Linked DNA regions of Homo sapiens: region 2 is linked to region 1. The links are chromatin contacts, found by Hi-C or POLR2A ChIA-PET in ENCODE. All regions are on one chromosome and are shown on one strand. The core of a region is the stretch at or near the end of the contact, and the rest is flanking DNA. Distances in the headings are between cores, read along the strand shown. Region 1 holds the start of ARHGEF2 (Rho/Rac guanine nucleotide exchange factor 2). Region 2 has its middle 11 kb from the start of MTX1.

Region 1 (5,838 bases), core at 3,106-5,605:
GCTGCCTTTGCTTCTCTCTCAGGTATGTCCAAATCAAGACTTCTGGGAGAGTCACAGAGTACTCAGAATCACCTCTCCTCCAGCTGTACCTGGCAGCAGCCCCTTCCCCAAGATGGTGACACCTCTGTCCACACCCTCTGTAATAGTGACCGGAGAGCCTGTGGAGCATTCCACCAGGATTCGAGTCACCTGTGGCTCAGCCCCTGTACAGCAGAGGCGCCGTTGGCTATGAAGGGCACTGAGTCCTGGAGGAGGAGCTATAGGGCTGGGAAATGAAGAGGTGAGGGATTGCTGGGGGTGGGACTGAGAAGAGGGCTTGGGGTGGTCTCAGCCGGGCCCTGCTCCTTTATGAGCTTCCAGGGACAAGATGAAGACAGGAGGCAGAGGGGAAGGCAGCCAAGTGGAAACACTAATGCCAAAGCCAGAAACAACACAGAAAGACATCACTGCACACACAAAGGCACTTAATAAATGCTTGCTTAGTGAATGAAGATGAGACACTGGCAATGGGAGTGGGTACGGGTGAAACGGAAGAGGATTGCTAAGGGCCACAAGGAATAAATCAGGTTAGGGACCCTGAGACCCAAGCATCCTGGAACCCAGCCTGCCCCCTACGCGGCCACACCTGTCAGGCCAGGAGAGAGAGACAAGCAGAAAGAGAGGGGGGGTAAGCGATGCAAACAGACAGGCATTTGTGCAAGTGAACAATAGCTGTGCCAGGACTCCCTGCCCTCCTGGCACAAGGCAGGCCGGCTGGGTTGGGAGGGGGGCAGCTGCTGCCTGCAACCCCACCCCCACCCTCTCCCAAAGAGACATAAACAAACCCGGAAGGGTCCAGCCAGCTCCTCTCAGCCTTTTCTCTTACCAGCTTCAGAAATCCTAACCAATCCGCTCACTCAGCTCCTAGATGATATTTCCAACCAGAAACTGAAGCTAAGGATGAAGCTACTTCCTCGTGGCCAGAGAGCACGAACCCCCTACTTTGCTGACCACTGTTCAAAACAGTAGCCCAGAGCATCTGGGTACAGAATAGGAGGGCAGGCAGGCAGACAGACACACTGACACACCAGCACACCAGTAACATGCACACAGGGGATGCACACATTCACATCTGTCCCCTCCTTGATTCCAAGGTCAAATTCCACAGCCAGAGTGGCTAAGATCAGACCCCACTGTAACTCCTCTGGTCGGCCTCAGTAGGTCCTTCTCTAGGCCCCATCTAACCTCCTGCAAGTCACTCAGTGACTTCCCTAAGCTTTAGACTCCCTTCCCCTATCCTCACTTCTCCCCTCCCCCTCAACTCTCTCCCTAACCTCCACGACCCCTAGAATTTTTGTCTATGTCCCCAGAAGCCTCAGCCACCAGGAGGACCCCCCATTCTTCCACTCTCCTCCAACACCGTCAGCCCTCTCAGCTCCCTCCTGGGCTCCCCCAGCTCTCCTCTCCACTGCACTCCTAGTCCTGCACACAAAGCCAGCCACCTCTCCATTCCTCAGAACAAAGAAATAGTCGCTCTGCACACTCCCCACTCCACCTGCCCACCACAGAGATTCCAAGGGGACCCCCAGCCTCCACAGCCATCCCTGGACCTCTGGTCCCTGCTTGGCAGAAAAGGACCCTTTGTTCTAAGGGATATGATGGTTGGGGTTTGGGAAAGGAGAAAGGGAAGAACAGGGGACTAAAGAGAGAAAGGGGACCTGTGAGGTTTGGGGCTTGTGGAGGTAGGAAGTAGAGCAGAGAGAACAGAGGAGGTGGAGGACTGAAGACAGCCTGGGAGAACAGAAATGGAGTGAAAAGAAAAAGGAAGCATGGAGGGGGCTACACAGAGAGATCCTGTGAGGATGGGACAGAGAAAGGGGCAGGTTAAACTTACATTCCTCCTCCTAGGAGGAGCTCCCAGGGAATGAGGCAAGGAATGGGGAGGGGCTGAGGTGTCAGGGCTTAGCTGTGACCCATCCCCCCAAGGAGGTAGCAGGGGACACCATCTTCTTCAAATAATGTCTTTTCCAGCGGGTGCCCCTCTACTTCCCACCACAGTATAAAAAGAAAGGAGACAGCTGGTGTGCTGGGGGGAGGGGGAGAGGGGATCCAGGGTTTGTTGGCTAAGAACCAACTCCCCCTTCTGTAACCACAGTTTTCCGGAGGTGGCCCTCCCCTTCCGACCGGCCCAAACTGACAACCACCCTTCTCCGGTGGCCTCTTTGCCCTCTCAGATCCACCCACTCAGCCCCCGACTCCCTGCTGCCAGCCAGATTCCCAAATTACCTGCCCCACACAGCCAGCCCCCATAGTAGAAAGAAGAGCCAGTCCCCCCACCACCAAAAACAAAAACAAAAACAGAGCATGAACACCCAGATGTCTGACGTCCCAGCTCCCCACAATAATGGAAAAGGGATCCCAGTAGCTACCTGCCCCCACAGAACCGCTCTCTATACCCCCTAGCCAGGTCTTCCCCCAACCAGCTCCCCCATGGCTTTCCTTTTTAGGGTGGAACCAAATTTCTGCGGTTTCAAAAAACCTCCCCCGCCCCCCTTGGCTCTACTCCAGGGTCTCAGCTCAAACGGTTGAAAAAATAAACAGACTTTTGGAGCTGGGGCCTGGGCTGGCGCAGGCTGTGAAGAGCCTGTCTGCCACCCCACTGTTCCACCACACTTCAGCCACCTCACCCCGGCCCTCTGTTTGTCTTAGGCCCTACTCGAATCCCCAGTTGCTTTCCAGATAGCAAAATCTAATCCCAACCCCCTAAGGAAAGTCCTTTTAAAGCTGCTTTCCCTGGCCCTCCACCCCCAACCCAGGATGGAACCTCTGTCTCTCCCAGTTTAGCATCAAGACAGGTAGCCTGGCTAGGAACTACCAGGGAGGTGGAGGGGAGGGCTTTCCATCACCCTTAAGGACTCCTAAGGGGTACTGCTCCCTTGGCTGAAGTTGGTGATCAGCATAGGCTGGCACCAGGGTAGTAGGGCACTCAGGTTGGAGAGAAGCCAGAGATTAAACCAACTCTGGGCTGGGACCTGTCCTTTCTGATAATGGGTACAGTGCGGGGGCCCCAAAGGAGCTGGGAGGTGCTGTCTGCAGGCACCACCTTCCTTTCAGCTCTGACTTATTCACCTGCAAGTCAGCTTCATCATTTCCTGGGGTCTGGGTGTGGAAAGGTCAGGGCACTTGGGAATGGGGCTGGGTACAAAGGCAGGGATAAAGGGTACTTGGAGAGGAGTGGCCAAGAGGTCATGATGGGGGAGGCGTGTGGATAATTATACACCCAGACTCATGAAATGCTAGGTGAAGGGACCCCAAGACGAGCAGATAAGAGAATGAGAGCGCTGGGGGAGGAGGAGGAAGGGCAGGGAACACAATGCATAGTGCCAGGTGTGTCAGCCTAAGGGTTTCAGGTTGGGAGAAGGAAGAGCTAGGAGGCTGGCGGGGCAGATAGGGATGGAGGCCCTATGTTCCAGGCAGAAGGGCTCAGGATGGAGGAAAGGAGCCCAGCTACACAAAGACCTCTGCTCCCTTCACCTAGAGGTGATGGTTTGGGGGAAGTAAGCCGTCCCTCGGCCGTCCCGACCCCAGCCACCCGCCCACCCAGAGGGGAGAACTGAATCACAGCTGGAAAGTCCATTTGCGAGGAGAGGAGGAGCTGACTTTTGTCTTGGAGGGGTGGTGGTGGTGGTGGGAGGAAGCCGGGAAACCACCCCCTCCCGTCCCCTCCGCCGGATGGCGGGGACAAAGGGGGAACGACCAAGCCAGCGATTGGGGAGTGATGGGGGGTCGCCACGCCAAGCCCAAGCCGGTGGGGCCCGGGGTGAGAGGAGGTGCCGGAGCTTCCACCGCCCCCACCCGCGAGACACACACCTCCCTCTTCCCGCTCCGTCCCTTACCGGAGCAACTTTCTTTCAAGCGGCCTAAAGCACTCGGTCCCGCCGGCTTGGAGGCGACCAAGCCCAGGTCCGCTCCGCTCCCTCCCGGGATCCCAGCACCGTCGCGTCTGCCGCTCCCCCCACCCCTACCCACTCGCTCGCAGTCCCCACCCACCCCGTCCCGCCGCTCGCCGATCCACCGCTCCGCCCGATTTTGGCGCCCAGAAAGCAGGCGGGGAGACAGGAGATGCACCGCGGGTGCCGGGGTTCGGGGAGCACCCGAGGACCGCGGCGAAAGGAGAGGGGTTTCCGAGCCCACCTTGCTCGCCAGCTCTCTGCTCCGGTCGATCCGCGCCCGCGTGAGGGATTCGATCCGAGACATAATCGGACGGGGGGACCAGGGAGGACGCGGCGCGGACCCCGGCGTCCTGTATTGTTGGGGGAAGGCGGGGGGAGGGGTTCGGCCCGCACGCGTTGGTCTCGGGGACAGGAAGTCTGACTCCCCTCGCCCGGCACCCAGCACCAGTTCCTCAAACCCGAGTCTCCTCCCCCGCCCAAGCTCAGGAAGGGGGTAGGCGGAGCGGAGGGAGGGCGGGGTGCCCGCGCGCAGGACGGGACGCCAGGGTTTGTGTGGGGGCAGCTCGGAGAGGTACGAGGGTCCTAGGACAGGTTTGAGAGGCCCCTCTGCCTATTTCCCCTCCAGCGCCTGGGGGCGCCCTCTAGCCCCAGAGACCCGCCTCTTAGCTCTTCTTTTCCTAAAACCCAGCCCCGCAGCCCTCGCCGGACCCAGGTTGGCCCTTTCCCCTCTGCCCTCCCCTTCTTCCCTTCTCCCCTCGCCCTCCCTTTTTCCCTCCCCTACTGCGTTACCTCAGTCTTTAAAGACCCGCAGGCAGGAGAATTCCATCCGCCCCCAGCTCTTAGAAAACCCAGGACCAGTTCCTTCCTGGCCTTCGGGGTCCCATCAAAGCAGGCCTGAGCAGACTGACCCCTTTTACGATTGGGGGCAGGGGTGGCCAGAGGGAGAGGAAATCAAAGGAGAACTAAACGCTGGATCTTCAGTACACGGGAAGGGTAGGATTCACTCCCAGAGGTCGAAGAACAGAGAGGAGAGAATTCTCCCACATGCCCCACCCTTCTGGGGCCTTCCTGACCCCACTCTGCCCTCCTCCTAGCTCCGCCTCTGCCAGCTACTTTGGGGGACTAGGTTGGGATTCTCCACTTTTACCGAAGGCCTTCCATGTGTCTAACTGCAGTTCTCTCTGTTGCAAGTTAAGCCGGAACTGAAAGACCAGAAACCAGCCTGCCCTAGTCAAAGAAAGTTAGGGCCCAACCAGCCTCTCCCCAAGAAGCAGGGTAAGGTGGGGCATTCATCTCTCTGGACCCTTTTCCCCAGCCTGAGCCAGCCTTTGGGTGAGTTTCCTGCTATTGGGAAAATTCCTCCTCCAGTCTAACTATGATCACTTACAGTGAAGTTCATTTCTGCCTCTCAGGGTCTCCCATTTCTCTGGAGAAACCAGAAGCACAGAGAGGCCTGGGACAGAGCCTTCGGTTAGCAGGGTCCTGCCTGATTCTGGCCCCAAAGGGCGTGGGAGAAGAAGGGAGGGAGGGGAGACCCAACCCAGATCCAGCAGTTCTCTGCCCTGGCTCAGCAGTGGGGCCAGGCTGCAGGTTTCAAGCCCAACTCAGCACTCTTGTAGGTGCCAATTTTAGCCTCTGCCACTATTTTTGGGCTCCACTACCTCACCACTGGCTGAGCTGGTTGGGCTCCTCACCCCCAGCACTACCCCCACACTGCCCCTCCGGCTTCCCCTCCTTCCTAGCAACTCCTTCACCTCCTTCTTCACCCATTCCCCTGTTTAGAATCCTTAAATAGCAAAGACCAGGAAAAAGGAAGAGGAAATAAACCGTGCCCAGTTCAGGCTGGATGGACATTAGAAAGCAGGAAGGACTTCCCCAGGGCCACAGCTTGTTCTTCCTGGCTTGC
Region 2 (5,941 bases), core at 1,396-3,895, 760 kb before region 1:
TCAGGGCCTGAAAAAGCTAGAATGCCTACCTTGAGCTTGGTATCTTCCTCTGGGAGGCTGAAGTTGTGCAACTGGAAATCATCAGGGGTGTCTGCATAGGTGTAGGTGCGGATGGAGAAGTCACAGCTGGCCATGGGTACCCAGATGATGTTATATCCGATTCCTACAGAAAAGGATGATCAAGATATGGTAGTCCGAGTCAATAGGAGAGTATGGGACTCTGCTTATCACTTGCCAGTCCTAATAGTGTCTGAGTCAGGGCCAAAAGGAACTTGGGCTCCTGGGTTGGAACCTGTGGAGGCTGGCACCTGGGTGAAGCGCAGGCCTTTCTGAGCCTGAGTCCGTAGCAGTTAGCAGATGATAGGCGGCGAAATCTTATTTCACTGGCATTAAGACAGGAACCAAATGTCAGGGATGGGCAGAAGTCAGGGTCCAAAGAATTGGCAAAGAAAAGTGTCAGTGGCTCTATGTCATCCTGTCCCCTTCCTCCTCATCTTCTTCAGAGAAGTACCATTTAAGTAGCAAATTCTGGGCAGGGGGTGACAGGGCAAGGATGTTGAGGGCACCTGCATCTGTCACGGCCCCTCCAAATCCCTTCACTTTCTGGAACTTCTGGCTGCAGGATCAGTAGCAGGCCTGAGGACATCCACAGGGTTATCAGTGCCCAGGGGAGAAACTCCATGGTGATCACTGACACCGTTTACCTCTAGGAGGACCCAGCCTGGCCCGGGGGGTGAAGGGTGTAATGGTTACCTGTGCCGGTGCAATTAGCCTGTATGGTCCTGTACTCAGCTCCATCCAATGCCCACTGCTTCTGCTCTTGTAGCGGCTGAAGGCACCTAGGGCAGGAAAGGTCGGGGGGTCAAGAGTCACAGTATGTGGCATTGCAGACACAGACCACCGAGCTGTACTGAAGCTTTTAGGGATGCAGGGGCACCACCTGGGAGGGAGGGAGCACAAGCAGAGGTGAGGTCTGACAAGGATGTGGAGAACGGACACAGCTGTTTGGAGAGACTGAAGACGGTTTCAAAAATCCTCACCCCAAAGTTGGTCTCAGTCACTCAAAAGGATTTATTGAGCACCTACTAAAAGTCTACCACCAGCTTACTGGAAGGCTACCAAAGGACTATGAGGCAGAAGGGAGGCTCTGTGCTACCTCCCCACTGCCTTGACTCACTCATCTGATGCCCACGACACTGCCTGAAGTAGAAGCAATCCTGTGAGGCTGCCAGCCATGATGCTTACCCTACCCGAAGGCTTGGGACATTCCTGAGGACAGAATGAGGAATGACTGAAAAGCAAGTCCCTCTCCACCCCTCAACTACTCTCCCGGGCAGGGCTTAGCTGCCTTTGGGTGCCCATGGCCTGGTCTCCCACATTCATTAGGACAAGGCCCACAGACACCTGGGTGCAGCTCTCCCTGCAACCCTTCTGATGACAACTCTCTGCCCACCCCAAATCAGGATGCTCCCCACCACTCTTCCCACCCATTTCAACTTCGACCCCTCCCTCCATCTGTGCCTTGCTCAAAGAGCCATGATGGCCCTGGATTCAAAGAGAGTCTGTCATTCATTAAATTCCAGTGCCAGGATTCCAGAAGCACTGTGACAATGCTGATTGGGAGCTCTCTCTCTTACCTCTCTGGAAGGACTTGAAAACTCCATCACCTCAGGGTCACTAGATGAGGAGAAGAGCACAGGGGTTCCAGAGTCTCTGAAGGATAGAGGATCCACTAAACAAAAACAAGGATGCAGGTACCTGCCATAGCTATAGGCACTAGGTTACTCCTGCAAGTAATTCTGGCTTCCCAATGTGGATGGGTCATGTGATGACTAGGAGAGTCACATGACACAGGAAGTGAGGCAATTGCAGCCATATTTCTAAAGGGCAATTGGCTTCCTCCGAGTTGTTACAGATTATACACCCTATAAAATTCTGGAGGGTATATGTGAATGACAACTTTAGGAAGAGCCTAGAATACGAAAGACAGACTTGGATGGAGAATCGGGTAAAGATTCCTAAATCCCAGAGGATGGGAACCACAGCAGGCACGCTGCTTTTTTGATAAAAATTTCAAAATGATACAAATAAAGCTAATACCAAAAAAAAAACAAAGAACAAAAACAAAAAAACCTTCATTGCACAACATGCTGAGGCTACCGTGATGTTTAAGACACAGTCTTTGCCCTATAGAGGTGCATGAAGCATGGAAGTCAGACACAGATATTTACAGGTAAAAACAGAAACAGTAACAGGTGTGCATGGAGAGCTCTCTGAGATGAGGAGGGACCATTCGTGGGTGGGGAATTATCCAGGATGCCTTCAACACAGGAAAAAGTGAGGGGGGTTATTAGCCAGTGAAGTGTAGGGCGCAAGGAGGGTGGGACACTGGCAGTGGGGTGGCAGGACTGGAGGGAGGGGAGTGGTCAGCTTGGCTCCCCTGCAGCACCCCTCATTTACTCATTAAGGGCCTCGGAGAGTCACATGACACAGGCAGTGAGGCAATTGCAGCCATATCTCTAAAGGGCAATTGGCTTCCAGATGCAGATTGTAATAACTGTTCTTCCTTCCTCACAGGACAGTGAGGTTTTAAAGTAGTTCAGAAACCAGAAAGTGTTGTAAAAGGCCATATGCTTAGTGGACATGTGAAGGAAGTTGTCCATGCCATTTGCCTCATGAACCACATCAAATGAGATTTGGTGGGAGTGGCACACACAGTCATGACCAGACTAACCCCAGCTCTCAGCCTATTTCCTCACCTAGAAAATGGAGGCAATGCCACAACCTCAAAGGGGTCAGTGAGGTAAATGCAGTGCCTGGCAACTTGGGAGGCGCCTGGGAACTATTTGTCTGTTGTTTGTATCTTTTTTTGTACAGTTTTAGTGAGACGGCAAGGTTGGAATCCTTGCTACACCATTTACTGGCTGTTTGACCTTCAGTAAATCAATCACTCTAAGCCTCTATTTCATCTATAAAAGGGGAGTGATAACTCCTACCTCATAGAACTGTTGTGAGGTTTGAGTGTGATAATGTGTCTCTAGTACACTGCTTGACACTAAACATTGCAACATGTCAGGCCTCTGTTCCTGGAGTTCCTTGAAGGAATGTCTTACACATTCTAAATATCCTTGTAGACAGCCTGGCACAGGGGTAGTTGTCAAGTTGTAGAATTGAACTAGTTGCTTCACTATGTCAGTAGCCACCCCTTCCAGACTTCCTGCTTTTCTCTTTTTTTTTTGTTTTTTTGAGATGTTGTCTCACTCTGTCACCCAGTCTGGAGTGCAGTGGCCGATCTCAGCTCACCGCAACCTCTGCCTCCCAGGTTCAAGCAATTCTCCTGCCTCAGCCTCCCAAGTAGTTGGGACTACAGGCACGCACCACCACGCCCGGCTAATTTTTGTATTTTAGTAGAGATGGGGTTTCACCATGTTAGCCAGACTGGTCTCAATCTCCTGACCTCAGGTGATTCGCACACTTTGGCCTCCCAAAGGGCTGGGATTACAGGCGTGAGCCACAGCACCCGGCCTGACTTCCTGCTCTTCAAGGAAACGTTGCACAGGATTTGTTCTGGGTAGGGCAGGTAATTATCTAGTACCTTACTTCCCTCAAATTCATTCATCTCACAGATATTTCCTGAGCACATTCCACATTTGCCTCTCCTGCTTTAGCGAGTTTAGAAGTTCAACCATCTCCTTTCTCTTACCCTCTGTGTACAGGGAGTGAGCTGCTTCTTTTTTGGCCAGGTACTGAGCAAAATTTTTTTTTTTTTGAGACGGAGTCTTGCTCTGTCTCCCAGGCTGGAGTGCAGTGGCACGATCTCGGCTCACTGCAAGCTCCGCCTCCCGGATTCACGCCATTCTCCTGCCTCAGCCTCCTGAGTAGCTGGGACTACAGGCGCCTGCCACCACACCCGGCTAATTTTTTGTATTTTTAGTAGAGACAGGGTTTCACTATGTTAGCCAGGATGGTCTCCATCTCCTGACCTCGTGATCTGCTGGCCTCAGCTTCCCAAAGTGCTGGGATTACAGGCGTGAGCCACCACGCCCAGCCTAGTGTCTGTATTTTTTGTAGAAATAGGGTCTTGCTATGTTGTGCAGGTTGGTCTCAAACTCCTAAACCCAAAGGATCTCCTGCCTCGGCTTTGCAGAGTTCTAGGATTACACGCACAAGGCACCATGCCCGCCCCTCTTTTCTTCTTTTTATACTTCATTTTGTAAAATTTTTCCAGGGTGGCTGGGCACGGTAGCTCATGCCTATAATCCCAGCACTTTGGGAGGCTGAGGCAGTGGATAGCTTGAGGACAGGTGTTCATGGCCAACATGGCAAAATCCCATCTGAAATGAAAATACAAAAATTAGCTGGGTGTGGTGGTGCACGCCTGTAATCCCAGCTACTTGGGAAGCTGAGGTACGAGAATCACTTGAACCCAGGAGTCAGAGGTTGCAGAGACCCAAGATTGTGCCACTGCACTCCAGCCTGGGAGACAGAGTAACACTCTGTTTCAAAAAAAAAAAATTTCCAAGGTGGATATTATTTCACATTTCATATTTCCTGTACAATGTGATTTGTCCTTGAGGATTTTCTATTTTATTTTCTAAGTAAAGTTAGTTTTAATAAGGACTAATGTTTATTGTGCCAAAGACAAAATTACAACAAATTTAACGATCTCGACTGGATTCCTTCCTTCCTGCCTTCCTTCCTTCTTTTCTCCTCTTCCCTCCCCTCCCCTCTCTTCTCTTTTTTCTTTCTTTCCCTCCCTCCCTCCCTCCCTCCCTTCCTCCCTTCCTCCCTTCCTTTCTTTCTTTCGACGGAGTCTTGCTCTTTCACCCAGGCTGGAGCACAGTGGCTTGATCTTGGCTCACTGCAAACCCCGCCTCCTGGGTTCAAGCGATTCTCCTGCCTCAGCCTCCCGAGTACCTGGGATTACAGACGCACACCACCATGCCTGGCTGATTTTTGTATTTTTAGTCAAGACGGGGTTTTACCATGTTGGCCAGGCTTGTCCCAAACTCCTGACCTCAGGTGATTCACCCGCCTCGGCCTCCCAAAGTCCTGAGATTACAGGCATGAGCCACCATGCCCGGCCCTGATTGGGCTTTTTCTACAAAAAATTCTTGTGAAACTTTTCTGCAATATTTTATAATAAAGTCCTACTGATTTATATTTGATTTTATATTTGTAAGTCAGGTGAAATGAGTGAATTCTTCCTTGTGTATGAATGTACTACATGTTGCAGAATGTCTACCTTTCCTGGGCTCCATCCACTAAATTCTCAAAGTGCCTCCTAATCATTGTCTCTATTAAAGATGCCCCACAAATTTCCAAAATGCCCCTAGGGTGTGCCTGAGAGCCACTACCCTAGGTGCCTCTCTTCAAACACCTAGGCCTCACTGCAGTGGCCAATAGGGGCATACTAGGTGGCCACAATCACGTTCCTCTGTCCCCTTTGTATAGCACTTGAAAAAGAGTTTGCTAAGGCCTGGTACGGTGGCTCATGCCTGTAACCCCATCATTTTAAGAAGCTGAGACAAGAGGATCCCTTGAGGCCAGGAGTTCAAGACCAGCCTGGGCAACATAGAGAGACTCCGTCTTTACAAATATATATATATATTTATTTATTTATTTTTATTTTTTTTGGTAGAAAAGGGGTCTCCAGTGGCCGGGCGCAGTGGCTCATGCCTGTAATCCCAGCACTTTGGGAAGCTGAGGCGGGCAGATCACGAGGTCAGGAGATGGAGACCATCCTGGATAACACAGTGAAACCCTGTCTCTACTAAACCCCATCTCTATTAAAAATACAAAAAATTAGCCGGGCATGGTGGTGGGCACCTGTAATCCTAGCTACTCGGGAATCTGAGGCAGGAGAATCGTTTGAACCCGAGGTGGATGTTGCAGTGAGCCGAGACGCGCCACTGCACTCCAGCCTGAGTGACAGAGCAAG

The links. Hi-C counts contacts between places; a loop is a spot of excess contacts on that map. ChIA-PET counts read pairs that join two places held with the same protein, here RNA polymerase II (POLR2A). Pooled maps may share reads with other maps.
Region 2: a map with no recorded cell type shows a loop between it and region 1 (2.3-fold over the local background). The contact joins the enhancer-like site here to the promoter of ARHGEF2 in region 1. A Hi-C loop is called at or near these places in 1 of 37 single-sample maps with no recorded cell type and 3 of 50 pooled maps. POLR2A ChIA-PET finds 5 or more read pairs at or near these places in 3 of 52 experiments (HCT116, OCI-LY7 and activated B cell).

The regions. Positions count from the first base shown.
Region 1 is chr1:155,974,192-155,980,029 of GRCh38, forward strand. It overlaps ARHGEF2 (Rho/Rac guanine nucleotide exchange factor 2), which reads right to left and starts at 4,356. Exons shown (of 22, transcript NM_001162383.2): 1 at 4,174-4,356. The coding sequence starts at 4,236. ARHGEF2-AS2 (ARHGEF2 antisense RNA 2) reads left to right here and starts at 4,448. Exons shown (of 3, transcript NR_183460.1): 1 at 4,448-4,503; 2 at 5,129-5,264. RefSeq lists enhancers at 1,731-1,990, 2,133-2,634, 4,961-5,030, 5,492-5,838, 5,501-5,550 and 1 more and silencers at 4,351-4,510, 4,571-4,620.
Region 2 is chr1:155,217,211-155,223,151 of GRCh38, forward strand. It overlaps the pseudogene GBA1LP. Among named protein-coding and RNA genes, the nearest start is that of MTX1, 11 kb to the left of the region's middle. Within about 2 kb of position 2,646, at least 11 of the 41 ENCODE cell types and tissues checked have a DNase peak (open chromatin) inside an H3K27ac peak, as active enhancers do; they include OCI-LY7, where a contact is called at or near this core.